Linked DNA regions of Mus musculus: region 2 is linked to region 1. Evidence: chromatin loops called from intact Hi-C (ENCODE). Cell type or tissue: left cerebral cortex. All regions are shown on one strand. Each heading gives the region's core, and the rest is flanking DNA. Links, peaks and the distances in the headings are about the cores only.

Evidence for each region. Peaks named below come from ENCODE experiments on the same cell type or tissue, not always from the same donor. Only the 100,000 strongest peaks of a DNase experiment are listed, where the experiment ranks them.
Region 2: a loop joins it to region 1, with 8 times the contacts of the local background. A loop is called at or near these places in 5 of 42 quality-filtered maps.

Annotation. Positions count from the first base shown.
Region 1 is chr5:72,345,687-72,354,523 of GRCm38, forward strand. It overlaps Corin (corin, serine peptidase), which reads right to left. Exons shown (of 22, transcript NM_016869.3): 10 at 8,184-8,291. Among named protein-coding and RNA genes, the nearest start is that of Gm23712, 69 kb to the right of the region's middle. In left cerebral cortex, for the core only: a CTCF peak has its summit at 4,815 (motif pointing right); a DNase peak (open chromatin) is centred at 4,839.
Region 2 is chr5:72,755,968-72,764,804 of GRCm38, forward strand. It overlaps Tec (tec protein tyrosine kinase), which reads right to left. Exons shown (of 19, transcript NM_001113460.2): 14 at 8,157-8,328; 15 at 7,597-7,813; 16 at 4,376-4,440; 17 at 1,637-1,755; 18 at 1,396-1,553; 19 at 1-412. The coding sequence ends at 329. Among named protein-coding and RNA genes, the nearest start is that of Txk, 7.6 kb to the left of the region's middle. In left cerebral cortex, for the core only: CTCF peaks have their summits at 3,773 (motif pointing left) and 8,040 (motif pointing left); a DNase peak (open chromatin) is centred at 1,564.

The DNA.
Region 1 (8,837 bases), core at 547-8,546:
GCCTTCAAAACCAGTACCACCTGGGTGACCCTTACACGTTACCAAGTCCAGCCAGAGCACAAGGTACAACTTTGGCTATATCTGGAACGCAGCAACTGTGCTCTCAGAAAACACTTCCCAGAAGATGTCACCTCAATGATGCTGGTCTCTTCTTAATCACCGCTAATTTCTTAGCTCCAGCTAACCAGCATCAATAGTCCCAGTAATGCAAACTTTTTGCTTTAGTAGTTCTGGTATCTTGTTAATCACAGCTGATTCTTCAGCCCCAGCTAACCAGAACTACAGAATCTTCACAATCAAAACAGCAATGGCCCTGAAAAGAGTCTTTAATTTTCCCTCTGAAATTTCACAAACCAGAGCTCCATCTTCTGTGGTGTTCTCAACATTATCTTCCAAGCTCCTACACGACATCTGACAGAGCTCTTAACAATGGATGGATCTTCAAGCCCAAAGTTCCAAAGTCCTTCCACAGTCCTCCCCAAAACATGGTCAGATTGTCACAGGAATACCCCACTCTGCTGGTACCAATTTGTCTTAGTCAGGGTTTCTATTCCTGCACAAACATCATGACCAAGAAGCAAGTTGGGGAGGAAAGGGTTTATTCGGCTTACATTTCCATACTGCTGTTGATCACCAAAGGATGCAGGACTGGAACTCAAGCAGGTCAGAAAGCAGGAGCTGATGCAGAGGCCATGGAGGGATGTTCTTTACTGGCTTGCATAGCCTGCTTTCTTATAGAACCCAAGACAACCAGCCCAGAGATGGTCCCACCCACAAGGGGCCTTGCCCCCTTGATCACTAATTGAGAAAATGCCTTACAGTTGGATCTCATGGAGGCATTTCCTCAACTGAAGCTCCTTTCTCTGTGATAACTCCAGCTGTGTCAAGTTGACACAAAACTAGCCAATACACTGACCTAAAGCTGTACTACAGAGCAATTGTGATAAAAACTGCATGGTACTGGTATAGTGACAGACAAGTAGACCAATGGAATAGAATTGAAGACCCAGAAATGAACCCACATACCTATGGTCACCTGATCTTTGACAAGGGAGCTAAAACCATCCAGTGGAAAAAAGACAGCATTTTCAACAAATGGTGCTGGCACAACTGGCTGTTATCATGTAGAAGATTGCGAATTGATCCATTTCTATCTCCTTGTACTAAGGTCAAATCTAAGTGGATTAAGGAACTCCACATAAAACCAGAGACACTGAAACTTATAGAGGAGAAAGTAGGGAAAAGCCTCGAAGATATGGGTACAGGGGGAAAATTCCTGAATAGAACAGCAATGGCTTGTGCTGTAAGATCAAGAATCAATAAATGGGACCTCATAAAACTTCAAAGCTTCTGCAAGGCAAAAGACACCGTCAATAAGACAAAAAGACCACCAACAGATTGGGAAAGGATCTTTACCTATCCCAAATCGGATAGGGGACTAATATCCAATATATATAAAGAACTCAAGAAGGTGGACTCCAGAAAATCAAGTAACCCCATTAAAAAATGGGGCTCAGAACTGAACAAAGAATTCTCACCTGAGGAATACCAAATGGCAGAGAAACAACTGAAAAAATGTTCAACATCCTTAATCATCAGGGAAATGCAAATCAAAACAACCCTAAGATTCCACCTCACACCAGTCAGAATGGCTAAGATCAAAAATTCAGGTGACAGCAGATGCTGGCGAGGATGTGGAGAAAGAGGAACACTCCTCCATTGTTGGTGGGAGTGCAAACTTGTACAACCACTCTGGAAATCAGTGTGGCGGTTCCTCAGAAAATTGGACATAGTACTACCGGAGGATCCAGCAACACCTCTCCTGGGCATATATCCAGAAGATGTCCCAACCGGTAAGAAGGACACATGCTCCACTATGTTCATAGCAGCCTTATTTATAATAGCCAGAAGCTGGAAAGAACCCAGATGCTCCTCAACAGAGGAATGGTTACAGAAAATGTGGTACATTTACACAATGGAGTACTACTCAGCTATTAAAAAGAATGAATTTATGAAATTCCTAGGCAAATGTATGGACCTGGAGGGCATCATCCTGAGTGAGGTAACCCAATCACAAAGGAACTCACAGAATATGTACTCACTGATAAGTGGATATTAGCCCAGAAACTTAGGATAACCAAGATATAAGATACAATTTGCTAAATGCATGAAACTCAAGAAGAACGAAGACCAAAGTGTGGACACTTTGCCCCTTCTTAGAATTGGGAACAAAACACCCATGGAAGGAGTTACAGAGACAAAATTTGGAGCTGTGACGAAAGGATGGACCATCTAGTGATTGCCATATCCAGGGATCCATCCCATGATCAGCTTCCAAACGCTGACACCATTGCATACACTAGCAAGATATTGCTGAAAGGACCCAGATATAGCTGTCTCTTGTGAGACTATGCTGGGGCCTAGCAAACACAGAAGTGGATGCTCACAGTCAGCTATTGAATGGATCACAGGGCCCCCAATGGAGGAGCTAGAGAAAGCACCCAAGAAACTAAAGGGAACTGCAGCCCTATAGGTGGAACAACAATATGAGCTAACCAGTACCCCGGAGCTCTTGACTCTAGCTGCATATGTATCAAAAGATGGCCTAGTCAGCCATCACTGGAAAGAGAGGCCCATTGGACTTGCAAACTTTATATGCCCCAGTACAGGGGAACGCCAGTGCCAAGAAGTGGGAGTGGGTGGGTAGGGGAGTGGGTGGGTAGGGGAGTGGGGGGTGGGTATGGGGGACTTTTGGGATAGCATTGGAAATGTAAATGAGGAAAATCCCTACCAAAAAAAAAAAAAAGAAATAACCCTGGAAATCTGTAAAAAAAAGAAAAAAAAAAAAAAAGAATTGGCATCCTTAACGCAAGTGGTCTTGATTTTACCATCATATAAAGACACAGCAAGACTGCAGCTCTTGGCAAACCATGCAGTGAGCAAGCCCTCCCTTGAGATCAAATCCCAGGACGTTGATTACAGGCTTCCAGCCTCTTGAACTGGGAGGCACACATGTTTGTTATCTATCCCTTGCAGCCTATGGAACTCTGCCATTGTAGTCTGGATTAACTAACACAGTGGCTTAATCCAAATGCTGGGAGCTCAAAGGGTCAGCATAAAACAACCCAGAGTAATCCAAGCCTCCGAGAACAGGTGAGTTTGGGCAGGCTTGAGAGAAGGCAGTAGAGAGTGTCTGTCCCCTTGGTGATCCCAGTTAATACACTATGGACCCCAAGTTATAGAGTTAATCAGACATGTGTTATAAAATTGACCTAAGCACAATGAAGATTCCATGCCTTATTACGAGCAATTATTCAAGTGATTCTTGCTTGTCTGAAAAGTGGTATGATACAAATAGATAAGTAATATGGACTGGGATGAAATAAGCCTCGGGACACTTACTAATCTGGGGATGAGGAGAGCTTCATAGATACAATATTCATAAGGAACCGACCAGATTAAAATGTCATCGACAAAATATGCTCTGAATTTCTGTTTCTAGGGGGAGCTAGGACACCAGGGAACTGACATCATACCAGGTGAAAAGACAAGAAGGCAGAGAAGGCAAGAGTTTGGTCCTTGTTGTCTCCTGTATTTATGAAGAAAGAGTGTGAAGGACCCTTTGTATTCTCTCAGAGTAATAAGCTTAGCTCCTCCCACACTGTGTAATGGTATTAGGGGATAGGGTCCTCAAGAGGTGACTAGGTCATGAGAGCAGTTGTTGGGAATTAGGTCATTGTCCCTCCACACAGGACCTCAGAGAAATCTCCCTCTCTCATCCTAGCATATCAGATACAAAAAGAAGTTGGCTTTGTGTGGTTGAGAAAGGTCCATAGCTGGACTATGCTGGCATCCTTGACCTCAAGCTTCTAGACTCCAGGACTGTGACATATAAATGTCTACTGTTTAAGCCACTTAATTAATTGTAACTTATTATATCTGCTCAGAGTAAAACCATGGGAACTTTCAAATTTTGTGTTCAGATTCTTAAAAGATTTTCTTTTATAGGAATAATATAAAACTCCATAAGCAGTTCATTATCTCCCATACTTTTTTCTCTCTGCCTCTCCCAGAGTCTTTAGAAGAATTTAACGCCCCCCCCCCCCATGGCTTTCCCTACTCACACTCATGCACACAGTCATTTCTAGAGAGCTGTCTTTGCCTTTGCCAATGAAGAATCAGACCTTATTATGAACAATTATTCAAATAATTCTTCTTTGTCTGAAAAATGGTATGATACAAATAAAGAATCGGACCATTCCCACTATTCTCCCTGTCACTTTTGCTACAGGCTTTTTTGCTTGTCACAAGCACCTTCAATTCCAGAGATGAGGAGAAAAAGAGGCCTTTTTCTTCTTCTCTTGATACACTTACAATTTTATAAAATGGAGTTATTCACACAGATGCCACAAGCAATCCTTTTTCTTACACATCTTTTCTTTCCCTTTCTTCCTTTACCATACTAACCATGGCTTAACTTTTTACCAATGTGTTTCTATTAGGTGGTGAACAGATAGTACCATATAGATAATTTCTCTCTGTTCTGACATATGGAGAACAAATCACTTCCTATTTGTCAAAGTGTAACTTTCAGTTTCACTGCCAAGGGTGATGGGAAGATTACATAATGAGCATGCATTATCCTAAAGATCTTTATTGAGTGAGGTAAGGATTGGATCTTATGGTTTTTTTTTCTCTTAAAAGACATTGCTGAACTAGTTAGACTCTTAGATACTCATGCAATCCAAATTCAGTGGCTTTGACCAGTAAGCTTTTATAGCTTAAGCATGAACATGGATGGAGCTGAGTATGAAATAGTCACTAGAGGGCGATCACGTCACAAATTTGAGGATGCTTAGCGTAGACTGATTGGTCCAGCCTGCAAACATTCTGTACAGGTGCAGATAGATCAGGGTCCTGTAGATCAGGTTGAATAAATGACTGTAATGACTTTTTAAAAGCCTGGTGTTCTGTCAATGGCATCTCATTTTCAAAGTCTGCAACAAGAGTGAAAGCGGGACTGTGAACTATACATGTTACAGAGCTGCGAAGTCACTGGGAACTAGGTTCTAAATGATAAGCATTTACAGGAAAAGGTGGCATTTTCAACATTTAGTCATGCCAACCAGACACTCTGCTGAAAGCTCTGAGTCCCTCCCTATCATTATTATTTATAACAGTCTGTGAACTTTCCTACTTCCTGAACTTCAGCAGCAGAATCAGGAGGGTTGCCTAGACTGCCTAGGCCCTGTGGGCTTGGCAGGACTGAAGACAGCTGCTGTGTTTTCTCCTCAGCAGTCACATGATATTTGATGCTTCCTTACTGTAATATCAACAGCTGTAGGTGTCCCATGCCTTGATTCATCAATTGCCACCCAGTACTAATGTGTCAAGTAATCATCTACTCCTTACTCAGCAGGTGGGGATACTTGGAGAAAGACAGCATTCCCCTATCTGCCGTTTTCTACCAGGAGCTGAAATCTTTAACCATTTTGATGTTTGGCTTTTTCATCATGGCCCCAATACTATTTGTTTCTTCTAACTGAAGCTGGTAAAAATCAGACAGGAAGTTTTAGGTGAGAAGGAAGTTATAACTAGGGCAAAGTTATTCACCCCTTCTTCTTCCTTGCTGTTCAATAGGAGCTTTAGAAACAGGTGAGGCGCCATGTTGAAGTAAAGGCAAACAGAACACTGGGAACACAGGAAAACACCAAAGGGGCCCGACAGCCACACCAGGCTTCATAGGGTCTTGATGGATGTGAGTAGAAAGAGGAACTGTGGGAATGATTCTTTCCAGATGCTTCCCCCAGTTGCCTGTGCTGTCTCCTATGAGAGAAAGGTGATGGATTGGTTTCCCTGTGCCATAAGAACATCATCTCTACCTCTACCCCCAATGCAAGGCTATGTCTGAAATTTGCTCCCGGCAAGGCGTGGAGATGTCATGATGCCAGGGAGGCACTGGACAGAATAGTGCAGGGTATTCAAAGCTCTTCTTGTGATGCCATAAGCATGTCAGTACATTGTCTCATTCACAGAGGTGTAAATGTGAGGTTTTGGTTTGTAATGGAAAGTAAACCATGGACTTTCACTAGACTAGTGGTTCTCCTAGCAGTGGGCCCAACCCCTTTGGGGATTGAATGATCCATTCACAGGGGTCCCCTGAGACCATCAGAAAACTCAGATATTTATATTCCAACCCATAACTCCAACAAAATTGTAGTTATCAAGTAGCAATAAAAATAATTTTATGGTTGGGTTGCTACAACATGAGGAGCTGTATTAGAGGGTCACAGCATTAGGAAGGTTGAGAACCACCACTCTAGTGAAAATAGAAATTATAAATACATATAAAAACTGCCTACATCCAGTGTCGGCAGAGACACACACTCGTGTAGCCGAGTCACAGCAGACCACTATGGCTGTCACCATCAACCATGACTTCACACAGGAGTCACTGAGGACATAGAAGATATCCTGAGGCCTGAATCCTACTCAATGCATCTTCAGAAAGCACTGAAAAATGGGGTAATTTTTTTGTGAGATGGTAAGAATTAGTGTCTCCAGAGGCTAGAATCCAAGGAGTGGATGGCTCTGTCCAATGGATATCAACTTTCTTCGCTCACAGCATCCAGGGCATCAAACCAGACACAGTACTGGTCACGTGTGCTAAGCAATCAGCTTTACTAATATATTCCCTGTCTATGTGCCTATTTGTTTATTGTCCCTCTATATTCTAGTTAATTTTGCATTGAAGAAGAGAAAGAAATGTGGTTGGCACATGCCTTTAACCCAAGGACTCAGGAGGCAAAACCCAGCAGATATCTAAGAGTTCAAGGCCAGCCAGGTCTACATAGAGAGTTCCAGCCTAGTTGGAGATACATAGTGAAACCCTGTTACGAAAAAAAAAAAAGGAAGAAATGAGCAATTGTTCCTTGAATAACTTCCTATCTATTATTCCCTGTTCTCTCTTTGCGAATTCCAACTGAAAGAAGCAAACATCACGTAGAGGGGGGGTGGTCAAGAAGCTAAGCACTATTGATGCTAATAATGTTAAGCACTGTAAAATAATCACATTCCCGTCTATAGGAACAGACTTACAAAGGGATAGGCTACCTATCCATCTAGGTAGAGAATCAGGCACACATACACCCAGAGGCTCCTTGAGAGATGTCTACAAGTCAGGTATAGAAGCTGCTTCCAATAATGGAAGGACCAACACCTAAGCCAGTTTTAAATGCCCAGAAGATAAGATCTTCCAGTGTTTGCTGTATGAAAAGGATCATTTATATCCTGGGATATAATTCACCTCAAATGTTACAAGGCCACTGGAAGTCCATGCCTCCCTTAGTCTATTAGACTTAAAGCTTCCCAAGGCCTTGATGGAGAGGATATGTAATATGAAGTAATTCTTAATCCAAAACTGAGGATGGAGGAAACAATTAATTACTCCAAGTGAGAGAAGTGATATAATAACTGAATCTGGGAGGAACAAATCATTAAAAAAAAAAATCAGTCTTTGGAAATTTTCTAGTTCAGTTAAAATTTCCCACAGGAGTTTATTTGCCATTCTTCACTCGTGGCCATTCTGTCTCCCCTCAGCTAATCTACTGGAAAGTAATTTAGAGACAGCCACCTGCTTTCACCATTGCAGCCACCACACTGTCAATGACACAAATTAATGCAATGATTCCCAGACCTTAATTGTCCACCAACGTGTTTGGAACAGTGAGGATGCATCTATCAGAAGCATAAAATGACCAAATTTTATGTGACGGTTGGGATGAATCTCCTAGTTGCTTCTTGGATGAAGTCTCTAGTCTGGAAGCTGTGCTTTTAATAAAAATAAAAAACTAGAAAATAAAAGAAGGAAGATAACATCTGCCTGCAGATGGCTCCACGAAAATAATTTATAGGAACTGATGATGAGGAGAAAGTGGTGGTAATGACATTAAGCAATGCGGATGGATGGCCCATCCGCAGCCACACATTTGTTTCTTATTTCGTTAATGAAGACCATTTTGGTTCTTTTTCTGCTACCACATGCAACCTTTGGACAAAAACAAAGGCCAATGTATGTGCTCTTTTGGAGCAATTCCAACTTCAGGAGTTTATGGCAATGTGGTAGAAAGAGGCTGGGTGTACTGTCTGTCACAGAAATTGCCCGTGTCAGCTGTTGTACTTACTGCAGTTACTCAGGCTGCTGTCTGAGTCACACAGAGAGCTACCAGCACAGGATTCGACGCAGGAACTGCCAAGGCATCCCTGTTCTCCTTCTGGACATGGCGTCTGACCTATGGAAGGGGAAAAACCCAACAGCTTTCATCACCTGCCAATCTCCAACCCTCTGTCTGAAGGACTAAGAATGATGTCTTCTGGGGCTGAAGGATGACACAGCTTTAATTTCCTTCCAATCTCCCTCCCAATATTGAACACATATGGAAAAGGCCTGCTCTGGGTTCATCCTCTCACCAACTAAGTGCAGGCCAGTATCCAAAAGAACTCCGTACAAAACAAAGCCACGGCAAACCACACTGAAGGAAAGAAACAGATGGTTGCTTCCAGTTGGAAAACCATACTCAGTTGTTACATAGGTACCTATACTTAACAAAATGAAGTGCACGTGATGTGAGGCCAAGAGGACCACACAAAGATACTGGCATTCTGGTTTGTAAATGACATCTTACTTATCTGCCCCACCTCTCATCTCTCCAGTTTAAGGAAAAGACTTTCCCTGATAACCAACAGGGCATCAAGGCAAAAGCTCTACTTCAAGTAGAAGCCTTTTATCATAGTGTCAGTCTTTCACTGCTGCTACCCAGACTTCCAGCATCCCTAGA
Region 2 (8,837 bases), core at 228-8,227, 410 kb after region 1:
CGTCCCCATCACAACCACCCTGGCTTTCTGCTAGCATCAGCTAGCATAGTCCCATGTTCATCTCCTGAGGCCTGGGCACAGAGCCTGGTATACATGGCTGGCACTCAAACCCTTGAAGAAATGAGCAAAATGAGTGCTTCAAGTCACCAGCTCTGAGAGACCATCTGTGCAGCCGGCAAAGCAGCCACTGAGCTCAGGCTGGATCAGCAGCAGATGCGCTGGGGCTCCCGTGTTGTAAGCAGAGCAGTCTATACTCCCAGGTGCCAAGAGAATTGCGTTCCGATGGCACACCATTTCTTCCTCTTGCCTTGGAAACTGGGGCCACCATTCATCTTCCAAAAGTTTCTTCACATTCAACTAGTTCATCTATCGTACGCAGCAAGTCTTCAAAGGAAGGCCTTCCCTCTGGTCTCTACAGTTAAAAATCGAAGAGAAGCTATGAGTTTCAGAAGCGGCTCCCCAGAAAATTCTTACTGCTCAAATCCTGCGCGACTCTGCAGAGGCAAGACTCCTGGGGAATGGGGAAACACAGGATGATTTCTCTTTGCCCTAACCAACCCCAAAGCTGCTGGGTTCGTTTTGGAGCCCTTGTCTTACTCATTTTGAGGGCCCTCTGTGACCCCCCACTCCATCTCCTCATCAGCTAACCTCATTTCCCACAAAATTCAGACTAAGCTCTCCTGGCACACACACCATGTTTATAACCAAATCCTCCACTTTGCTCACACTGCTCTCCCTGCTACCACTTCCCACCCAATTAGCCTCTGTGCACCCCAGTCAGTGCTGGTGGGAGGTATTATAGCAAGTGATGGCTTCGGTGCAGGATGGGCCTCTGATGTTCTGGAGGTAACTGGCCCCGGGCAAGTATCACCCTCGTGAGCCTTATGGTCACAGTACAAGCATCTATGCCTCAAAGGGTTACTCTGAAAATGAAATCTAAAGGGTTGGATATGAAATATATGTGAACTGCAGTCTTTCAAGGGTCTCTCTGGGGTTTAATGTCTTCTACGGAGGTGGTATTTCAATGTTTCTAGAGATTAAGTAAGATACCTAGAGACAATGGGTTTAAAGAAAGTGAAACTTTCTACCTCACAGTTACTGGATGGAGAGAAGCAACTTCTCTGGGCTTTTTCCAAGGTCCAGCTATGGGGGGGGGGGGGGGGCACTTGGGAGTGAAATGTCAGCCTGAGTATATTAAGCTAACCATTAGCATTGTTTGTGTCTTCAGAGACTTCTCACTATTCAGCACCGAGACAAAGCTTCCTGCTAGAGTTTGACATTCCTGTGCAAGAGCCAAACCGTCACTGGGCTGCAAGAACTGTACCTTCCCTATCCACTGGGCCCAACCATGGATCGTTTCATAGACCAGAAAACAACACAAAGGAACAGCCGTACCTCTTGCCAGCATCTCAGCATCACCTCATACAAATATTTGGAAGCCAGCTTTGGCCGGTGGAGGCGGTGGCCACGAGTCACCATGGTTACCACTTCGTAATTGGTGTTCTTCTCAAAGGGCATCCTGCCTTCTGTGAATATTTCCCACATTAGCACACCTACAAAAACGATAAGGTTACTCAATGATGAGTCTGCTTCCTCTTTGGAGGGGAGGGGAGGAGACGTGCATCGTGGGCCTTACCAAACGACCAGACGTCTGACTTGCTGCTAAAGCGGCTGTAATTAAACACTTCTGGGGGACACCACTTCACAGGGAACTTGGCGCCAGAAGAACTTGTGTACTGATCATCCAGAACGTACCTAGGATGAGACACACCACGCATGGGTCACACCTTTGCATGTCAGACGTGAGCTTTCGTTTTTCCCCTTACAAAGACAGACCAAGACAGTAACGGCAGTCTAACATGCAACACACACGTTCAGCTCATGGCCTTGCCCAATGACGTCTGTCTAGCTCCTCGGCTTGAGTTAAGAATCTGAAGAGGTGACCCAGTGTGTGGACTTTTATTGTACTGCTGTTTATCTTTCTCTCTTATGAGGTAACAGAGGCAGAATACTATACAACTGTTGCAAACTTATGGGGTAGGGTACGTGTCTTTGTTCTCTGAACAAAATTTTATCCAAAGGCCCTGCATGCAAAATATCTGAAGAAGAGCTGCTTACAGGAAGGGGTAACAAGTAACTAGAGCCGTCCGTGCTCTGAGCCCCACAGTCCCTCAATTTAAAGCTACAGCACACGTAAGCAATGAGAGCACTGCATTAGAAAGATCAGAGGCAAAAGGAGGTTTAAGATGATGGTAATATACCATATTTATATACCAGCACACTGTCCCTACACACACACTCTCAAACCATGCTTTATTCTTTTTCTATCTGAACATTTCCAGATCCATCCAGAAAGACACATGGAAGCTGTAGCATTGACCACTTGTGGGAAGAATCTTTGATGAGTGACAGATGTGAGGACTTCAGCCCCTTCGCTGTATGTGCAGCAGGAATTTATCAGAGGGATTGTTAATGCATTACATATTTATAGGAAGTCAATGCTAAAGCTGCCAGGAGCAAAGATTCAGATGAGCACACCGACTTCCCCTTGAATGGACAAAAATGGTATCTGGTGGACAATGCCACCTTGGGCTGGATCAAATAGTTGTCAGTCAGAGACGTCTGAATGTAGTGCATAAGGAGTAGTTCTAAAAGGACTGGTGGAAAAGTACCAGCTTTCTGCAAGCCAAATATGAAGAATGGCGATAGACAGTGCAGGGTTCCCCTTCAGGTGCTAACTATCTTTACCTAGAGCACATAGAGAGGACTGGGTAATCAGCTTCGAGAATCAGAAACTACTAAAGATAGCATTCAGGCCACCAAAGGCCAGCGTCTTCTTGGGGGTTGGTGTTGGCCCGAAGACCCAACATTGCTCTACTTTCTTGACTGCTCTTAGCTCTGCCTCTGGACCAGCTTCCTTGGCCCTCTTCTGATTCCCTGGGCAGGTCACACTAGTCCCAGACTTAAGGTGGCACCACTATGGTTCTCCTGTGTTGTTCACTCAATGTTCCCATGCAAGAAAAGCCTTTCTGGTCACCAGATCTCCAGCGGCCGTCCCTTCCCCCACTCCCAAGTTAGCTCTTTCACCGAACAGTAGAAGATTTCAGGGAAAGACGAAACAGATAATACAGAGGATTTCAGTATCTGCAGGGCACACCGTCCGTGTGACAGCTCAAGGTTTTTCATCTGCAGTGTGAAAGTGACCACAGATGGTATCAACAGTTAGTCAAGACTGCAAGTTGAAAGTCTCAATAACACTATGTTTTTGGTTTTTTCAATGGACAGAGACTTAGGTTTCAGATAATTCTCAGGTGTCCTGACATGCTTTTAGTCTCTTTTTTAACTGTTTGTAAATAAAAAGTTCCTTTCCGACACATCTGGAGCACAAAAGGCACAGACTGGACTGACAGCCACTGTCTGCTGACCCCACCCTGCTCTGTCACAGTCACTTTCCCCAGGGCTATGTATCTCCTTTCTCCATCGTTTGCACTACATGTGGGCTCAGCCTTCAGTTTACTCACCGATGTGGCTCACAGGGTTAGGCTCCTCACCCAGTAGACACCTGATTTTTAATATATGCATGACTCAAGGGACAGAGGGAAAGGGGAGGACAGACAAAATGCTTCTTAAACGTCTATTCTAACACTAGTAAAAGTAGAAAAACTAAGAGATTAAAAACATTGCGAACAAGGATATACTAAGCACTGAATCACCAAACAAATTGAGAGAGAGATATTATATAGGCTCTACTACCATCTAGTGGAAAGAATTACCAATGCCACAATAGTAATTAGCCTCATTTACCCTTACAACAGTTGAAGAGATTTCCTTATTGCTTTATTGGTGCAAATCATTCCCACATTAAAATTTTAAAGGCAGGATCTCATGTAGCCCAGGCTGGCCTCAAACTTGGTATATAGCCAGGAATGACTTTGAAATCCGGATTCTCCCGCCTCCACCTCTAAGTACTAGATTACAACAAGCATCACTACAACCAGGGCCCGAGGCCTGAGTTTTTATTTCAGTTTGGGGAGGGTTTGCTTGTGGGCAGTTCGTGCATAGAGAGGACAGAGGCAACCTTGGATTGCATGGGCAGGAACGCTGTCTGCCTAGTCTCTTTTCAACGGCTTAGGGTTCATCAATTAATCTGGGTTTTCTAGCCAGAGAGCCTCAGAGATCCACCAGTCTCTGCCTTTCCAGTTCTGGGGTTACAAAGCCTAAGCCACCACTCCTGGATTTTTTCCTGCATTCTGGTCAAACTCAGGCTTGGGAGGGAAGCAATTTATCCTCTGAGCTATTTCCCAAGGCCTTCCCATGCTTATTAATTATTCAAATATAATGTGACCACTTAAAAGCACACAGTACTCAGCCATACCTGGCCATTCCAAAATCAGATACTTTGACAACTCCTGCTTCATTCACTAGACAATTTCTGGCAGCCTGGAAAACAAGATTATGACGTTACATTTATTAAAAGGTCCTGCAAAAAAAGGAACAACAGAAGTTCACTTTCTACTAAATATAATACAGTCCACATCAGAAAGAACTGTACATGTGTTCATATAAACTGTTTACAGCCATACTGAAGGTACCTCCAACAAAAATCTGAAGCAACCTGAAAAAAAGACAGATTAGAAATGTCACAAGGCATTATGGCACTGTCTTTACCAACATCACACTTCATGAGGATCAACGGACATTCCAACCTTCTTCCTGGTCCAGGCCTATTGTATTACTATGTGATTTTCTTACTGATGTTGATAACACTCTTAAGTCTTTAATCTAGATTAAAGATGAATTCTCTCTAGGTAACAGTAGAAACACACAATCATCACAGTGACCAGTAACCTGAGAGTGGTCACCTCAACAGACAGAAGAATGGCCAAGTATAGACACAGGACCTGCTTTATCGTGTATGAGGTTGCTAATATATTAAGACATAATATACTCAGCTGGTAAAACACACACATATGTTATTTGGGGTTTGGTGTATTCTTGAATCCATCAAGAATTACATGAACCAATATAATAATTTGGTAGAATGACAGAGGGCTTCTCAGAAGCAAAATAATGGTGTTTTTAACACCTCAACTGATGGGGCAAGGTTTCTCCCTCACTCGTCGGATGCTTGTTTTTCCTGTGTGATAATTCCCCAGAGCTCCTTTCCTCTGAGCACATTTAAGAGTCTCTCTCAAGTGACAGTTAATGCCCACCTCTTGAATTATCTGCACCTTCCCGGGAGGACAGCCATGGTACTGTCACTTGCAAGCCCATGAAACACTTTACTCAGGGGAAAGGCACATTCGACACTTCCTTTTGTGAGGGCAAAAGTTACGTTTTACGTCTTAAACTGCTGTGCCTAAAAGATCTGTAAAATAAACTTTTCTTTAATCTGTAAGTTTCACTTGTTTCCAGGACAGAAACTTCCTGGAATGCTGAAGACTGTGGCCCGCCTACGACCACAAGCCATGTGTTCTCACTTCTGTAAACAAGGGTGGTTACCCCAGGTGCACAGGATGTGCTTGGTCACATGTAAGCAGAAGGTGTGTAACTGTAGCTGGGAAGTACACTAGGATATATGCTTGTCCCTGATCAGACAAAGTCAAAAGTCTATAGCCTAATAGGTTTGCCTTAATAAGCACTGGGCTTATGTAATTAGCAGGCATTCTCTGGGAATCCCGGGAATGAACTTGGCTAGTATTTACCATGTTGGTCAGAATTTAATAAAGCTTGCTTCAAATTTGGCTCAAAGGTTGTGTTAGTAATCTTATTCTCGCCTGGCAGGATTAATACTTTAAAGGGTGTTAAAACCTTCCAGGGATTTATATCAATATCACTGGCCAAAAAAAATTCAAAACTCACTTTCAAGAAAATAAATTCTGTACAGACAAGTGCAAGTCATGAAAGTATTCCGTCTGCATCCATTCTCCAAGAACAAAACTAGAACGATGCTTAATTCATGAGTTTCTACATGACAATTAGCTGTTGTCATAGCGACACACAATCATCAAAGCTAATGTTATATGTCACATCTAGTTTACAAAGCCCGTTGCCTCTATTAAATGGTATGAACTTTAACAAGATGTGAGCCAAACAATGAAGTGCACATTGCACATCCAATTTTCAGAATGGACTAGGACTAGCCCCACAACACACCGAGGAGATCAAGTCAACCTTGCCAAATCCTCAATTTGTTACTATGCTTTAAATCTAAAGATGACATCGGAGTTACAGTCCTGACTCTAAAGGTAAGTTCTGGGTCCAAACTCCTCCATCTCCCCAGCACCTGATGATATTTTATCCAGTTCTACTCACTTCCTTTGCAGATAGGAATAATATCCACTTCCTTATCAAAGGAGCTTACAGTACAAAAGTAAGGCCTATGTCAGGTGAGGTTAAAACAAAGCACCCTGCTGCTCCTGCTCCAAGGAAACAGATCCACGCTCTATCACAAGGCAGCTAAGGCTAAAGGAGGGTGGACACAATGCGAATCCTGTTGGTTTGGTAGACTAATCAAGGTAGATGGTTACTTGTTACAGTCACAGTGTTGCTTGCTACAGTCACAGTGTTGCTTGTTACAGTCACAGTGTTGCTTGTTACAGTCACAGTGTTGCTTGTTACAGTCACAGTGTTGCTTGTTACAGTCACAGTGTTGTTTTCTACAGTCACAGTGTTGTTTCCTACAGTCACGGTGTTGCTTGTTACAGTTACAGTGTTGCTTGTTACAGTCGCAGTGTGGCTTGTTACAGTCACAGTGTTGCTTGTTACAGTTACAGTGTTGCTTGTTGCAGCCAGTGTTGCTTGTTACAGTTGCAGTGTTGCTTGTTACAGTTGCAGTGTTACTAATTACAGTTGCAGTGTTGCTTGTTACAGTCACAGTGTTGCTTGTTACAGTTGCAGTGTCACTTGTTGCAGTCACAGTGTTGCTTGCTATGGTTACAGTATTATTTGTTACAGTGGTGTTAACTGTGAAGAATGGCTGGGGAGGGAAAGAAAATCAGAAGGAAGAGGAGGAAAACTGAGAAACCCCCCCATCACAGCCCTTTAGAACTGGGTTAGGTTGTTTTCTATTTTTCTTCCTATTATTTTCAGAAGTAATGAAAACTCCCAGAATTCCCTCTTAGTTGAGCTCAGGATTTCTCTGGTAGTTTCTGTTCAGCACTTAAAGTAGAAAGAGCTGGAGACTTGGTCTTAAAGGTCAAGGCTAAGCCTAACTTCCCCATTTCTCACAATAGGCAAGCCTCTTTCACTTCCCCCAAAGCTAACACTCTTATCTATAACACAATGACATCAAATAAATCTGCCCCGACTAGCTATCTCCTGGGAATCTCCCAGAGCTCAAATAATTAATTCAACGGAAACTTGCTTGGGGATAATAAGTCTGTACGCTATTAGATTTAATAAAGGTCTTTTCCTTAGAAATTATCAAGTAAATTATTGAAATTTACCAAGTTTGAAAATAACGAAATCTTGTTAAGGACAAAAACAGGCAACTAATACAACAAAGTTCTCTGTGTAACCCAACGGGACAATGGAATCCAGCCAGGGTGTAGGAAGTCACAGCAGTGGGAGGCCAGGAGGACTCTGGTTACTCACCAGGTCTCTGTGGATGAAGCTGTTTCTCTCCAGGTACTCCATCCCTTCACAGACATCTTGACACATGCTTAGCAGCATGTCTCTGCTGAAATGGCCTTGTCTCTGCCGGAGGAAATTCAGAAGGCAGCCCCGTTCCATGAACTCGGTAACGATGTAGATGGGCTTCTGCTGGGTGCATACACCATAGAGCTGTACCAGCTTGGGGTGTGTCAGCTTCCTGAGGGCAACAGACACACAGAGTTACCACAGGAAAACAAACCAGCAGGCAGGTGTGCTGGGCGGGGCCAATTTTTAATTCAAAAAGGGGAGCTAGAAATTTACATCATGGGATCTGGAGCTATGACTCAGTGGATAAGAACACTGGTTGCTCTTCCAGAGGACCTGAGTTCAATCCCTAGCACCCACAGGATGGTTTCCAGCCACCTATAATTCCAGTCCCAGGAGGATCTGATGCCCTCTCCTGGCCTCTGCAGGCAATGTATACACATGATGCCCAGACATACATGCATTCAAAATACCAAATACACATAAAACAAAGAAGAAGAAGAATAGAAACTTACATCATGACTTTAGCTTCCTCTATGAAATCCTCTTCACACATGGCGCCTTCCCGGATAGCTTTGATGGCCACTTTGTACTGGGCCCGCCACTTGCCAAGCCTCACCACTCCAAACAGTCCGCTCCCCAACTCTCTCATAAAGGTCAGCTCTGATGGGTTAATCTCCCACTTATCTGTAAGACAGACAGGGAAAGGATACTTTTACAAAGGAAACGGCCTAAAGCCATGGGGAAGAGACCAACCCCACAGCCCTGAATAACACAGTAATAATTACTATAAGACCCAGAACAGAATTACAGCCTGTACCCAGACACCCAGACACCCACATACCCAGACACCCAGACACCCAGCCGGCATAGCCAGTGAGAACCACCACAATGGCAACTATTTTAGCAGCGATGTATTTAGTTTTTACCTATGGAAAGTTTTTATAAATAATGATGAGAACAGAAAATCTAGAGTTACTATAAAGTATAATCATCTAAAAACCCATTCTATGAACGCATTAAAAACAGCTGTAAAACTTGCATGCAGAGAACTCTTTGGCTAAAACCACTGAGTCCTCCTCACTGGGGCCTGCAGGGTGACCCCAGCAGGATGAAAGGCTGGCATCTCTGCCTCTGCCTGCATCTGTCTCATTTACTTCTGGTCACATACCTGTACATATCAGAATGTTAATCAC